4 separate regions of the Homo sapiens genome follow, and all the other regions are linked to region 1. The links are chromatin contacts, found by Hi-C or POLR2A ChIA-PET in ENCODE. All regions are on one chromosome and are shown on one strand. The core of a region is the stretch at or near the end of the contact, and the rest is flanking DNA. Distances in the headings are between cores, read along the strand shown.

Region 1 (3,266 bases), core at 214-2,713:
GGAGGTATCTGTGGGAAGCAAATGGTCCACATTCATGCAAGAAGCTGACAGCAAAGGGCTTGTTTTGTTCAACCTCAAATCGTTTTCCACATCCAAGTTCTCCCAGCAACTCATTTAAAAAGTGAGCTTCAGGAAGAATGATTCACTAGCCAGAAACAACAGTTTCCTTTCTGGAGAGAACCAAAGGAAAAGAGGTTTGAAATGGGGCCCACCTCTTCCCCAAAAGTACAAGGAAGGAAGTACGGGGTGGTGGGTCTCAATTAGCAACCAGAAATACCATGTAAATATTTCAAAGTTATGTCATTTCAATTTTTCATAGTTTAAGACGCTTTCTCATTTCACCTCAGTCAATGAAGAGACAAGGTCTGTGCTTTCTGCTTCTTAGAGATGCCTTCCTCACAGTGCCTATGTGCATACTAGGAACTCAAAGAGTGCTGATGGAAGGAAATAATTTTTTTTTTTAAAGAAACAAGGTCTCACTGTGTTGCCCAGGCTAGAGTGCAGCGGTGTGATCACAGCTCACTGCAGCTTCCAAGATCCTACTGCCTCAGCCTCCAGCAGGTATACACCACCACACCCAGCTAATTAAAATTTTCTTTCTTTCTTTCTTTCTTTTTTTTTTGCAGAGATGGAGTCTCACTGTGTTGCCCAGGCTGGTCTCCAACTCCTGGCCTCAAGCAACCCTCCCGCCTCAGCTTCCCAATTGCACAACTATTATCTCCTTCAAGCTTTACGACAACCTCCATTTTTCAGATAGATAATTTAACATTCATATATTAAATGTCCTGCTCATGGTCACCCAGCCTACAGGTGACAGAACCCCCCAGACCCACCATAGACATGATGCCATCCTCCCTGCTGTGGAAGAACAATGGAGGCAGTGCCTGCCCTATGTTTGGTTTAGGGCTGCTAGGTGAATGAAACTCTCTTTTTTTGTGGCAGCAACTTTGCTGGTCCAGGAAGGTCTAGCTCTAGCTGGCTCTAGCAACAGTCACAGTAATCTTGCAGTTTCTGAGTGCCCTCAACAGTGGGAGGAGCCGCCCAGAGCCAGGCAGGGCGACAGCAACAGAGGGAAAACCACAGTGGAATTACAAGTTGGTTATTACCATGAATCCACGTGACACAGAGTCTTGGCTGAGCAATGGTCTGTGGCTGGGGCACTGGAGGAGGAGGTATGAATGGACTGGGAGATGGTAATAGAAAACCAAGTCTCTGATTCCAAAAAAACCAAAGCAGCTGGTGCTTAGGGTACCGAGCTGGGAAGTAACCAGCACCTACAGGTCGAGAAAAATACAGGTAACAGATCTAAGTCTTGTCACTACCAAACCACAGGGTTAGAGGAACAGAATGTGATTTTTAAAAACAAGCCAGAAGGGGAGACAAATAACTCTCCTGCAGTGGTTCTCAACGGTGTCTGTACATTGAAGTCATCTGTGCAGCCAGCCCCTCGAGATTCTCATGAAGGTTTGGCACAGAGCCCAGCATCTGCAGGTGAAGCACACCCACTGAAGCACAGCCAGGGCTAGAGCATCTGGCAGAGAGAGAGTGAGCACAGGCACTGGCTTTCGGCACCACAGATGTGACTGTCTCCTGCCACTTCTGAATCACTTTGTAGAAGCCACCTGAGCTGAGCCTCAGTGTTCTCATCACTAATATGGGGCACACCAGGGTTAATGGCAGTGTTTGCCAGCTGTCTCACACACATCATGTTGAGTAAACAGTAGCTAAGAGTACTGACAGGGTTATTTGTAACACTTTCTCCAAGACTGTTGGTGAACAGACTCTGGCCATCCCAATGAACTGAGACAGGCTCTCCCTGGCATGAACTAGCTGGTGACATGTTCTGCCTGGTCACTGATCCTGCCTTCCAGAGATACCTGAGCAGGCACACCCAGCACTTTTTACGGTCTGTTGCCTAGTGGTTTGCCTGGCCCTGCTTGGTGATCAAATGAGCAGTGGTGTCCAACCTTTGCAGTCAATAAAGCCCAAGGAAGCCAATTTTGCTAGGAAGGGCGCACGGAGATATGAGGGTGTCTAAGCCAGGGGAAGGCCAGACCGAGAGCCCCAGGAAGCATTATACCCTCTCCTCCCAAGCCTGGGAAACTGAAGACATGGCAGGTAGTAAAGGTGAATGCATTCACTGAGCTGTCCTGCCTCCCAGGGATGTGTGTCTTACTGGCAATCTTTCTTTTTGAACCCCTGGCAAAAATTATCCACTTGTGCAGTCAGGTGATGGAATTATAGCCAAAACTGACATAGTTTTCAAAGTCTTCTTTGAGACAAAAATCAAATTCTCCATAAGAGCTAAAGTTACAGTCAAAGTTGATTTTTTTAAATTAGCCAACGTGGTGGTACACGCCTGTAATCCCAGCTACTTGGGAGGCTGAGGCACAAGAATTGCCTGAACCCAGGAAGCAGAGATTGCAGTGAGCTGAGATCGCGCCATTGCACTCCAGCTTGGGGCAAAAGAGTAAGACTCTGTCTCAAAAAAAAGTTGACTTTTTTTCACAAGTACAATGGCCGTGCTGGAGCTTCAGATCTAGGGAGAAAGATTCTCCTTGCCATGGACCCACCATCCAAATCAGAACCCTGGCTTGTTCAGAGGCCACTAAGAACAAGCACCAGTCCCAACCTCATGTCTTCCACAGGAAAGGGGAGAGAATGTATAAGGACTTGGAGTCACACTATTTTCCTATTAATACAATGCACATGAAAGCGCAGAAGGGATCTAAGCTCCTAAACACCCTGGCCCTGTGCACAGGCACTTCTGGGCCAAGGATGGAAGAGAAAGAGAAAGAAAAATGGGACACTGTTCTTCCCTGCTCCGGGGTTCCCTCTGCTCTGGACACTACAGGTCAGTGGGTCTCAAATTCTTTTTTTTTCTTAAGTTTTTTTTTTTTTTTTTTGAGACAGAATCTCGCTCTCTCACCCAGGCTGGAGTGCAGTGGCACGATCTCTGCTTACTGCAACCTCTGCCACCCAGGCTCAAGCGATTCTAATGCCTCAGCTTCTAGGAGTAGCTGGAACTATAGGTATACGTCATTACACCCGGCTAAATTTTTGTGTATTTTTTGTAGCGGCGGGGTTTTACCACGCTGGCCAGGCTGGTATCAAACTCCTGCCTCAACCTCCAAAAGTGCTGGGATTACAGGTGTGAGCCACCTGTAATTTTTTTTTTTTTTTTTTGGAGATAGAGTCTCACTGTTGCCCAGGCTAGAGCAGTGATGCAATCACGATTCACTGCAGCCTTGACCTCCCAGGCTCAA
Region 2 (3,266 bases), core at 214-2,713, 350 kb before region 1:
TGGGGTAGAGGCAAAAAAAAAAAGACAAGAACAACCACTCCCCCCACCTTCCTCAGTTTGGCCCAGCCCTGCCCCACCCCCATTCCTGGGGAGGGGGCAGAGCTTGAGAGACAACCACTTACGCAGGCCTTGTCTGAGGGGGTGTGGTGGTCCCAGGAGGCAGGAAGAGAAGGAAGAAGCTGCTTCCCCTCTCAGCACTTTCCACCCCCCACCCCGGCCCCTACCTCAGGCCCCTGGGGCCCAGCGAACAGGATGAATGTGGGGGCAGGGAAGACAGGGTCGGAGCCCAGGCACCGGCCCAGGTTCAGCCAGGGGCCGGCTGGGGGAAGGGGTTTTGCACCAGGAAGGACCCCCTAAGCCTAAAGGAAGTTTTGGGCAAGGAGACGGGAAAACCCCCAGATAAAGCTGCTGTGAATACTTCCTCCTGCAAAGTTTGTTTTGGGTGATTTTTTCCAACAATAAGAGGTTAGAGAAGACGGGTCCTGTTCCCCTACCAACACTCTGGCAGCCACAGCTACTGGAAACTGGGCCAGGTGACCCTGAATTCTTCATCCGTGCACAGACCCCACCCCCCAGACCCCAGGGCGAGCCACGGGTGCCAGACACCAGCTGGACACTGAGCCGAGCCCTGCACCCCCCAGTCACTCCATCCCACCTCCGCTGAAGAAGCCAGAGCCGGGCTCCCACCGGCGTGGAGGGAGGCGCCGCAGGTAGTATCGACGAGGCTCTGGGAGCTGGAGGGCAGGGCCTCTGGACTCCGTGCGCTCACCTGCTCGGCAGGTGGGGCCAGAGTCGCTGGGAAAATGTGCGCTCGGCCCCCACAGTTGGGCAAGCTGGGCGCAAACAATAGGGCCCCACCCAGGCCTGGGGGAGTAGGGAGGGAGGGAAAGCGAGGATGACGCGTGGGGTGGGGTGAGGGTGGCCCCAAAGAGACCAGCGGCAGCAAGTTCCCCAAACGGTAAATTCCTGACTGCAGCGTGAGCCCTGGGACGCAGTCGAAGCAGAGCAAAGTCTCCCCCGCCAGCCCAGGGCGAGAGTCAGGGACGCGGCGTCGGGCGAGCTGCGCGGGCCCCGGGGGAGGCGCGACCCCGGAGGCACCTGTCCGGATCCCTCCCCGCCTTGCTCAGATCTCTGGTTCGCGGAGCTCCGAGGCGCGCTCGGCCCGAACCGCGCGACCCCCAAGTCGCCGCGCCCAGGACCCCAGCGCGCCCCCTGCCGCCGGTGCAGGGTGGCGCTCGATGGCACCGGCCCTCACCTGCCCAGGGACGGCTGGGACCGGCCCCGCGGCCGCTCGCCACCCCTCTGTCCCCAACGATACCTGCGCCCCCGATAGCCCGCACCTGAGTATGGGGCCTGACCGGGCCGGGTCGGGGTCGGGCCGGGGTGGGAGCCGGCGCGGACAGCGAACTGAGCTCGGCGTGGTCGGGCGGCGGCTGCTCCGGACTCTGGCCAAGGCAGCAACTCAGTAACCGAACAAAAGGCGAAGAGACCTGACAGCCAAGCCACGCCCCTCGCCACCTCGAAGCTCCGCCCCTGGGGGAGACGCCCACCCTCTGGTGCGAGCTCACTGGCTATCTCGCCTGACTGTCCCGTGGAGGGGCGGAGCCTCGCCTCCAGTCCTCTTCCACGGCCGCCTCTGTTTATCCGCTTGCCATTGGCCCCGGGGACTGCCAGTCGGCTCTAGGGATGGACTCTAACTTGAGGTCTCATCCTAACATTGCATCTATTGGCAGATAGAAAGTTACTTCCTCCTGATTGGACAAGGCTCTGTCAGTAAGACTAAGGAAAAAACCAATGGAAGGGATGGGGTGTGTCTTGCCCCACCCTTGCTCTGAGCAGGTGAGACTCATTACTCTCCCCTTCCCCCTACCTGTCCAACAGGTAAGTCATAGGGATACCAAGGGAAGGGACAGACGCCTTCACCGGCCAGCCAACTCAGCGTCAGGCATGATGCTTCTTTGGGCTTATTCATCCTTGCCCCAAAGTAGTAATCACATATTTGTATAGCATTTCATAGGCTTTGTGCTGGGGTGGGATTTTTTTCCCGAAAGATGGAGTACTCCTGGGATTTAGAATTAGAAGGCCAGGTTTGGTCTTCTCCCACTTGGTATGATTTTAGGCAAGTTACTTCACCCTGTTTCTCCTCTTCTGTAAACTGGATACATTAGCCATATCTACCTCACTGGAGTATGTGGGGATTAAATGAGGTCAGGTTTGTGAAAGCACTCAGAAACTGCTAAAGGTTAGAAATTTAAATTAACGGTATGTTTTTTTTTAATTATTGTGACAGCTCTGAAAAATAGTTAGGATGAGAAAACGACCCTCATTGTAAAGATGAAGAAACCGAAGTTCAGAGAAGTCACAAAACTACAAAGTGGCACACCCCAAGCTAGAACCTCCTTCCTCTCATTTGAAGGACCATCAAACCAGCTGTTCCCCTCATGGAAGAGGAGCATAGACATAAAATGTCAAGGCAATGGGGAAGGGGCAGAGAAAAGGCACAAACACTTGGAGGAGAGACAGAACAATTAATTGGCACAAAAATACAGTATTGGTGTCAGGAGGCTTTGGTGGGCTTGGAAACATCAAGCAGCAGATCTGAAGGAAATCCAGCCCTGGCATGAAAGAAACGGGGCAGGCCAGGCGCAGTGGCTCACTCCTGTAATCTCAGCATTTTGGGAGGCAAAGGCGGGTGGATCACCTGAGGTCGGGAGTTCAACACCAGCCTGGCCAATATGGTGAAGCCCCATCTCTACAAAAAATACAAAAAGTTAGCCGAGCGTGGTGGCGGGCAACTATAATCCCAGCTGCCTGGGAGACTGAGGCAGGAGAATTGCTTGAACCTGGGAGGCGGAGGTTGCAGTGAGCCGAGACCATGTCACTGCACTCCAGCCTGGGCATGACAGAGCGAGACTCCATCTCAAACAAAAAAAAAAAAAAGAAAAGAAAAAAATAAACCGGGCAGCACACCCCTCTGCGATAGGAGAGCCTGGGGTAGAGATCAGAGAGAACTTCTCGGCCAGGCGTGGTGGCTCATGCCTGTAATCCCAGCAATTTGGGAGGCCAAGGTGGGCAGATCACTTGAGGTCAGGAGTTCGAGACCAGCCTGGCCGACATGGTGAAACCCCATCTCTACTGAAAATACAGAAATTAGCCAGGCATGGCAGCGGGCACCTGTAATGCCAGCTACTCGGGAGGCTGAGGCAGGAGAATGGCGTGAACCCGGGAGGCAGAGGTTGCAGTGAGCTGAGATCATGCCATTGCAC
Region 3 (3,266 bases), core at 366-2,865, 270 kb after region 1:
AACTTCGGGTCGGAGATGGGGTTGCGTAATAATTGCACTTGGGCTAAAATCTCTGTGGTCGTCCAACCCTGTCCTGATCCCTTTCCACCCGTAGATGATATTAAACCACTACGGCCCTCGGGAGACACAGCTCCACTTTGGAAATGGGCGGAGCGCCCTCTGGTGCCGCAAATCGCACACTGCCCGAGCCAGGCCGAAAAGCAAGTGGTGGGAGTGTCTAAGTTGAAAGCGGGTAGGGGTTTGAGCCCACAGCTGCACCTACCCACCCAAGCAGGTAAAGTAAAGGAAGTGCATTTCCTAGACTCAAGCTATTTCTTTTTTTTTTTTTTTTTGAGATGGAGTCTCGCTTTGTCGCCCAGGCTGCAGTGCAGTGACACGATCTCTGCTGACTGCAACCTCTGCCTCCCAGGTTCAAGCAATTCTCCTGCCTCAGCCTCCTGAGTAGCTGGGACTGCAGGCATGCGCCACCACACCTGGCTAATTTTTTTGTATTTTTAGTAGACTCGGGGTTTCACCATGTTGGTCAGATTGGTCTCGAACCCCTGACCTCAAATGATCCACCCGCCTTGGCCTCCCAAAGTGCTGGGATTACAGGCATAAGCCACTGCTCCTGGCCTCAAGCTATTTCAGAACCAGCCTTAGAGATGGAGAACTGTGGTCCACCCTCCCCCACCTCCACCTTCTTTGACTCCTTCATACTGTTTGGCTCCACCAGTGGTCATTCTCCCCCTCCCCCACATTTAGAAATTGATATTGGAAAGAGGAAGAAGCTGGCTGGGAGCCACGGACATGTTTTCTCCCCAGTCTGGACATTTCTTCTGGTTGTGACTTCCCTACTTTGGGATAGAAGAGAGATTACTTTTCAATTCTTGCTTTCCCTACCCCCTGCCCCCAGCACAAAGCCTGAGCTCAGGGGTCTAGGAGTAGGATGGGTGGTCTCAGATTCCCCATGACCCTGGAGCTCAGAACCAGTTCTTTGCTTTTCTGTCTTCTCCTTGGAGGACTTAGCACCAGAACTGCTTTCCATTCCGGGAAGATTTTCCAAGATCTTGACTCTGGCCAACATTTCAGAATCTCTGGATCACTCCCTCCCCCACCTCCACCCTCATCAGAGAGCAGGGGAGGCTGAGCACAGAAAGGGAAAGGGCAGACCAAGATCATCAATAGGATCTCTTTGGCCCAGACTCCCTTTAGTGACTTCAAATGAAGGAACGAGAGATAGTCGCTTTTCTAAAGGGTTTTCTGAAGACCATTTCCCAGAATTATAAGAAAAATCCTGTCCCCTAAGAAATTAAGGCAACATAAACTGAGTCCTCTCACTGACACCACACACACACACCCCTATACATAGGCTGCTCGGTATCTCTGCACCACCTGCTACAGAAATTCCTTCCCCAGCCCCCAACCTCTTTCCTCTTCCCTCCCATCAACATCCCCCCAGAGTTTCCTGGTTTACACTGAAAACTAGGAACACCCTCTCCCAACTTCCTTCCCTTCTTGTCAATAGCATTAGCAGGGACAAAGAGGGAATGCTGGCTCCACCTCTTCTCTCATCTGGGCATCAGCTCTGCTGGGCACCAAGCCACCTCCAGCTCTCTGTTACCCAACTACACCTCCCAGCAGGCAAGGTGACCTGGGCACAGGGCATGCTGGGACTTGTAGTCTCTACCTGCCATAGACGGCTTAGTGCAGATCATGGGCAATCCTAGGGCATTTTGTTTATCCCTCTGCCTCTTATCATTCACTGAGGCATTGAAGGGTGTTTTCCTTGTTCTGAGTGTAGGAGAGTCTCAACTTCTCTTTGCATTCCCTCTGATTTCCAGTCATTCACTTTGGGGCTCCTACAATCACCCTTACCCTGCCTGCTACTGGAGTGCATATCATTTAAGACTTATACATCATTGTAGGATCTAAACCCTCTTCATCCATCTCCACCCAGAATTTACCTGCAGCCCCAGTATATATATATATTAAAAAAAATTCAGCTCTGATCTTTCCTTCATAACCTCCCAGACTTAAAAACCCACCCACGCCCCACCAAAGGGTGGAGAGAGCCCCTCCTTTCACTAAACTCAGACAATGTGAATAGGCTAGGGAGGGATTAAGGGTGACAGGCAGGGAATAGTCAGGAAACAGCCCCAGCTGCTGGAAAACAAATCCACTTTGTCTCTCTGCCCTACCCCCAGCATCCCCCGCTTCTCCCCTACCCCTGCTGCCTGCTCCACCCCACCCCTAAAGGCTGAGCTGGCTGGTTTTCCTGGCCTGTGGCTTCCTAGATAAAGGTCTTTGCCAGCTGAACTTGGAAGTGAATGGGACTGGGGAGAGAGCTGCAGACTTCTTATAGCCAATGCCATCTTCCTAGTGCCTCATGAAAGGTCTCAAACTACAACATAAGGAAGCAATCCTAGTGAGAGGAGGTTTTTGTTTTTTAGTTTTTTTGTTTTTTTTGAGATGGAGTTTTGCTCTTGCTCCCCAGGCTGGAGTGCAATGACACGATCTCGGCTCACCGCAACATCCGCCTCCTAGGTTCAAGCAATTCTCCTGCCTGGGCCTCCCAAATAGCTGAGATTACAGGCATGTGCCACCACACCTGGCTAATTTTGTATTTTTAGTAGAGACGGGGTTTCTCCATGTTGATCAGGCTGGTCTTGAACTCCCAACCTCATGTGATTCGCCCTCCTCAGCCTCCCAAAGTGCTGGGATTACAAGCCTAAGCCACCGTGCCCGGCCTTTTTTTTTTTTTTTTTTGAGACATGGTCTCACTCTGTCACCTAGGTTGGAGTGCAGTGGCGCGATCTCGGCTCACTGCAACCTCTGCCTCCTGGGTTCAAGCAGTTCTCCTGCCTCAGCCTCCCAAGTAGCTGGGATTACAGGCATGCACCACCACACCTGGCTAGTTTTTGTATTTTTTGGTAGAGACAGGGTTTCACCATGTTGGCCAGGCTGTTCTCAAACTCCTGACCTCAAGGGATCCTCCCACCTCGGCCTCCCAAAGTGCTGGGATTACAGGCACGAGCCACCGCATCTGGCCATTTTTGTGTTTTTGTTTGTTTGTTTTGAGATGGGGTCTTGTTCTGTCAACCAGGCTGAAGTGCAGTGGCATGATTACAGGTCACTACAGCCTCAACCTCCTGGGCTCTAGTGATCCTCCCACCTCAGCCTCCCAAGTAGCTGGAACTACAGGCGCACGCCACCATGCCCAGCTAATTTTTGTAGTTTTTGTACAGGCAGAGTCTCACTATGTTGCCCAGGCTGGTCTCAAACTC
Region 4 (3,266 bases), core at 260-2,759, 270 kb before region 1:
ATCCAACAGGCTATACATTTAACAATCATCCAACAGGCTATACATTTTACTTATTTACCGTCCATCTACCAACCTAAGTGCGATAAGGAAAAGGACTTTTGTCTGTTTTGATCACTGCTGAAACCCTAGCACCTTAGAATCCCGCATCTGAGCTGATGCGTAATAGGCGCTCAATAGGCATTTTTGTTAATGTATCTGTAAGATGATAATTGCCAAAACAAACGCCTCTCCATCTCTATAAACGGTATTACCTGCCTTCTAACCAGTCTCTGGAGCATTCCTGCTCCCTACAATCCGTTTAACACAGTGGCAGAATAATATTAAAATATTTAAATGAGCTATTTCTTTACCCAGCTTCCTATCACACTTAGTGAAATCCAAACTCCTTATTCCAACGCATCTCACGCATCCTTCTCCCCTTCATCCACTAGATCCAGCCTCACTGGACTATATTTTAATTCTCTTCTCTAAGCCAAACTGGATCCTGCCTGAGGGCGTTTGCGCTGTCTGGAATATTCATTCCCCATCTTTGCACGGTCAGTTATTTTTTGACATTCAGAGGTCGATCTAAACTTCACCTCTTCAGAAAGATCTTTATTCAATCCCTAGCCTTTCATTCCTTTTGAACGTCAGCACAACAGTTACCACATACTGACTTTCCTTTTCATCACTTTTGTCCCATCACCTAGTATCTGAGCTCCTTGGGCGCGGGGCGCCCTCGCCGGACCTGATGGTGCATCCTCCTCGCCCACCGCGGTGGCTGCCCCCAAGCAGGCGCTCAGCGAGTGTGAAACCAATGCATTCACTCAGGACTCGCGAGCTGCCGTGGCAGGCACTGCCCTCCCCTCCGCCAGCGAGCATCTCCCCCTCTCCGCGCCCGCCGCCCTCCGCGCTCCCGCCTCCCTCGCCTACCTGTCGGCCAACTCCAGCACCTCGTGCACGCTGCCCGTGCTGACGCGGATGCGCCCGGTGTACATGTACTCGATTACGGCTTCCACTGTGTCGGGTTCGGGCCCCGGCTCGGAGCTCCACTTGCGCATCTCCACCCGTCCCGAGCGGGACTCGGAAAACTGGCCCGAGAGCAGGGGCGTGAAGTACTCGGTGGCGGCAGCCAGTACCGAGCGGTGGGCCCGGAACTCGCGGCCTCCAGCCCCGCCGAAGCACAGGGTAATGTCGCAGAAGAGGCCCTGGCGCCGCTGCTCGTTCTGCCGCCAGGACAGCTCTGAGCAGTGAGAGCTGCACTCGAAATCCTCGGCTTCTGGGCCCGGATCGCCCCCGCTCGCCTCCATTGCAGAGATCCCCGGCCCAGGCCCGAAGTCCACCGTGCCGCTGCCTCGGACCTCGGCGGCCAGTCCTGCCGAGCCGGCGGCGGCCGTCTCCATGCTCTCCATCTCCAGTACCTGAAGAGATGCAGCCGCGGCCGCCGCCGCCGCCGCCGCCACTGCCGCAGCCGCCATCTTGACGCCGCTGCGCCCGGCCTCCACAGCCTCGGAACGATGCGGCTGTTGGTACGACACAGAGGGATTCTGGGATTAAATAGTGCGCGCGGGGCGGGGCCAGGTCGCCCGCCGGCCGCACATGCGCCGCCTCGCCTCCAGCAGCGCCGCCTCGCCTCCAGCAGCGCCGCCTCGCCTCCAGCAGCGCCGCCTCGCCTCCAGCAGCTCTGCCTGCCTTGGTGAGGTCCGTCAGTAACAGTCGCCCAGTCCAGAAGACTTCGCCCCAGGCCTACCCCCAGGGCGTCGGTGCGAGTATGGCTCGCTTCCTTTCCTTAGTGGGTAGCATGCTCTCTGCAGTCATTTTGTCGAGTAAAGCCACCTTAGACCATCACCTGTTGTTAAAGCCTTGAGTGGCAATACAGGATTTTTATAAGATCTAGCCCCAGCTAAGTGGATGAGGGATGAATGAGTTACTCGTTATCCGTTTTTTTTTTTGTTTCTTTTTGTTTTTGTTTTGTTTTGGGTTTTTTGTTTTTTTTTTTTTTGAGACGGAGTCTCGCTCTGTCGCCCAGGCTGGAGTGCAGTGGCGCGCTCTTCGCTTATTGCAACCTCCGCTGCCCGGGTTCAAGCGATTCTTGTGCCTCAGCCTCCCGAGTAGCTGGGACTACAGGCGCCCGCCACCACTCCAGGCTAATTTTTTTTTTTTTTTTTTTTTTGAGACGGAGTCTCGCTCTGTCGCCCAGGCTGGAGTGCAGTGGCGCGCTCTTCGCTTATTGCAACCTCCGCCGCCCGGGTTCAAGCGATTCTTGTGCCTCAGCCTCCCGAGTAGCTGGGACTACAGGCGCCCGCCACCACTCCAGGCTAATTTTTTTTTTTTTTTTTTTTTTGAGACGGAGTCTCGCTCTGTCGCCCAGGCTGGAGTGCAGTGGCGCGGGTCTCGGCTCACTGCAACCTCCGCCTCCCGGGTTCACGCCATTCTCCTGCCTCAGCCTCCGGAGTAGCTGGGACTACAGGCGCCCGCCACCATGCCTGGCTAAGTTTTTGTATTTTTAATAGAGACGGGGTTTCACCGTGTTAGCCAGGATGGTCTCGATCTGCTGACCTCGTGATCCACCCGCCTCAGCCTCCCAAAGTGCTGGGATTACAGGCATGAGCCACCACGCCTGACCGTAGATGAGCATTTTTAAAACCATATATACTGAAACTATTAGTACAGTTCAGGCCAGGCCAGGCACAGTGGCTCACGCCTGTAACAGCACTTTGGGAGGCCAAGGAGGATGGATTGCTTGAGTCCATGAGTTCCAGAAGAGCCTGGGAAATACAGCAGAACCTTATCTCCACAAAAAATACAAAAGTTAGCCTGGAGTGGTGGCATGCTCCTGTAGTCCCAGCTACTTGGGAGGCTGGAGTGGGAGGACTGCTTGAGCCCAGGAGATGGAGGCTGCAGTGAGCTGTGATGGTGCCACTGTACTCCAGCCCTGGGGCGACAGAGTGATACCCTGTCTGGAAAAAAGTACAGTTACAAAGGAATACAGATCAAAGGATATGGATGCCAGGAGCCAGCAGTATGCCTTCATTGTTACTATATAGTTTATTTAAACCAGACTATGATAATACAGAGAAGAGACTGAGGTGGCAGCTGCCCAGAATCTTTGTGGATTACAGATGCAAAGTAGTTAGGAGTCCTTGGACCCACACTTCAGTTACAGACAGACAAATCAGCTGCATAAATACAGAGAACATAAGACACAAGACATTTCACAGCTTTCTGCATTTCCATTTTAAATGTATGTATGTTACAACTTTACATATTAAGTTACTACTCCACAT

The links. A loop is a pair of places that touch in the nucleus more often than their neighbours do. ChIA-PET counts read pairs that join two places held with the same protein, here RNA polymerase II (POLR2A). Pooled maps may share reads with other maps.
Region 2: a pooled map shows a loop between it and region 1 (2.6-fold over the local background). The contact joins the promoter of JUP here to the enhancer-like site in region 1. A Hi-C loop is called at or near these places in 1 of 50 pooled maps. POLR2A ChIA-PET finds 5 or more read pairs at or near these places in 4 of 52 experiments (HEK293T, MCF 10A, Panc1 and 1 more).
Region 3: a loop to region 1 is called in a pooled map, with 3 times the contacts of the local background. The contact joins two enhancer-like sites. A Hi-C loop is called at or near these places in 2 of 168 maps with a recorded cell type or tissue (CD4-positive, alpha-beta memory T cell and Caco-2), 7 of 37 single-sample maps with no recorded cell type and 10 of 50 pooled maps. POLR2A ChIA-PET finds 5 or more read pairs at or near these places in 3 of 52 experiments (OCI-LY7 and WTC11).
Region 4: a loop to region 1 is called in a pooled map, with 2.3 times the contacts of the local background. The contact joins the promoter of KLHL11 here to the enhancer-like site in region 1. A Hi-C loop is called at or near these places in 4 of 50 pooled maps. POLR2A ChIA-PET finds 5 or more read pairs at or near these places in 2 of 52 experiments (WTC11 and activated naive CD4-positive, alpha-beta T cell).

What each region holds. Positions count from the first base shown.
Region 1 is chr17:42,132,093-42,135,358 of GRCh38, forward strand. The region is part of intron 1 of RAB5C (RAB5C, member RAS oncogene family); the gene reads right to left. Among named protein-coding and RNA genes, the nearest start is that of HSPB9, 11 kb to the left of the region's middle. RefSeq lists enhancers at 1,161-1,210, 1,781-1,830. Within about 2 kb of position 1,464, at least 26 of the 41 ENCODE cell types and tissues checked have a DNase peak (open chromatin) inside an H3K27ac peak, as active enhancers do.
Region 2 is chr17:41,785,248-41,788,513 of GRCh38, forward strand. It overlaps JUP (junction plakoglobin), which reads right to left and starts at 1,464. Exons shown (of 14, transcript NM_002230.4): 1 at 1,341-1,464. RefSeq lists silencers at 756-968, 1,133-1,432.
Region 3 is chr17:42,406,061-42,409,326 of GRCh38, forward strand. All of the region lies in intron 1 of CAVIN1 (caveolae associated protein 1), which reads right to left. Among named protein-coding and RNA genes, the nearest start is that of CAVIN1, 16 kb to the right of the region's middle. RefSeq lists an enhancer at 251-300. Within about 2 kb of position 1,616, at least 26 of the 41 ENCODE cell types and tissues checked have a DNase peak (open chromatin) inside an H3K27ac peak, as active enhancers do.
Region 4 is chr17:41,863,914-41,867,179 of GRCh38, forward strand. It overlaps KLHL11 (kelch like family member 11), which reads right to left and starts at 1,510. Exons shown (of 2, transcript NM_018143.3): 1 at 913-1,510. The coding sequence starts at 1,457. It overlaps ACLY (ATP citrate lyase), which reads right to left. Exons shown (of 29, transcript NM_001096.3): 29 at 3,005-3,266. RefSeq lists a silencer at 1,471-1,660 and enhancers at 1,694-2,194, 2,195-2,695.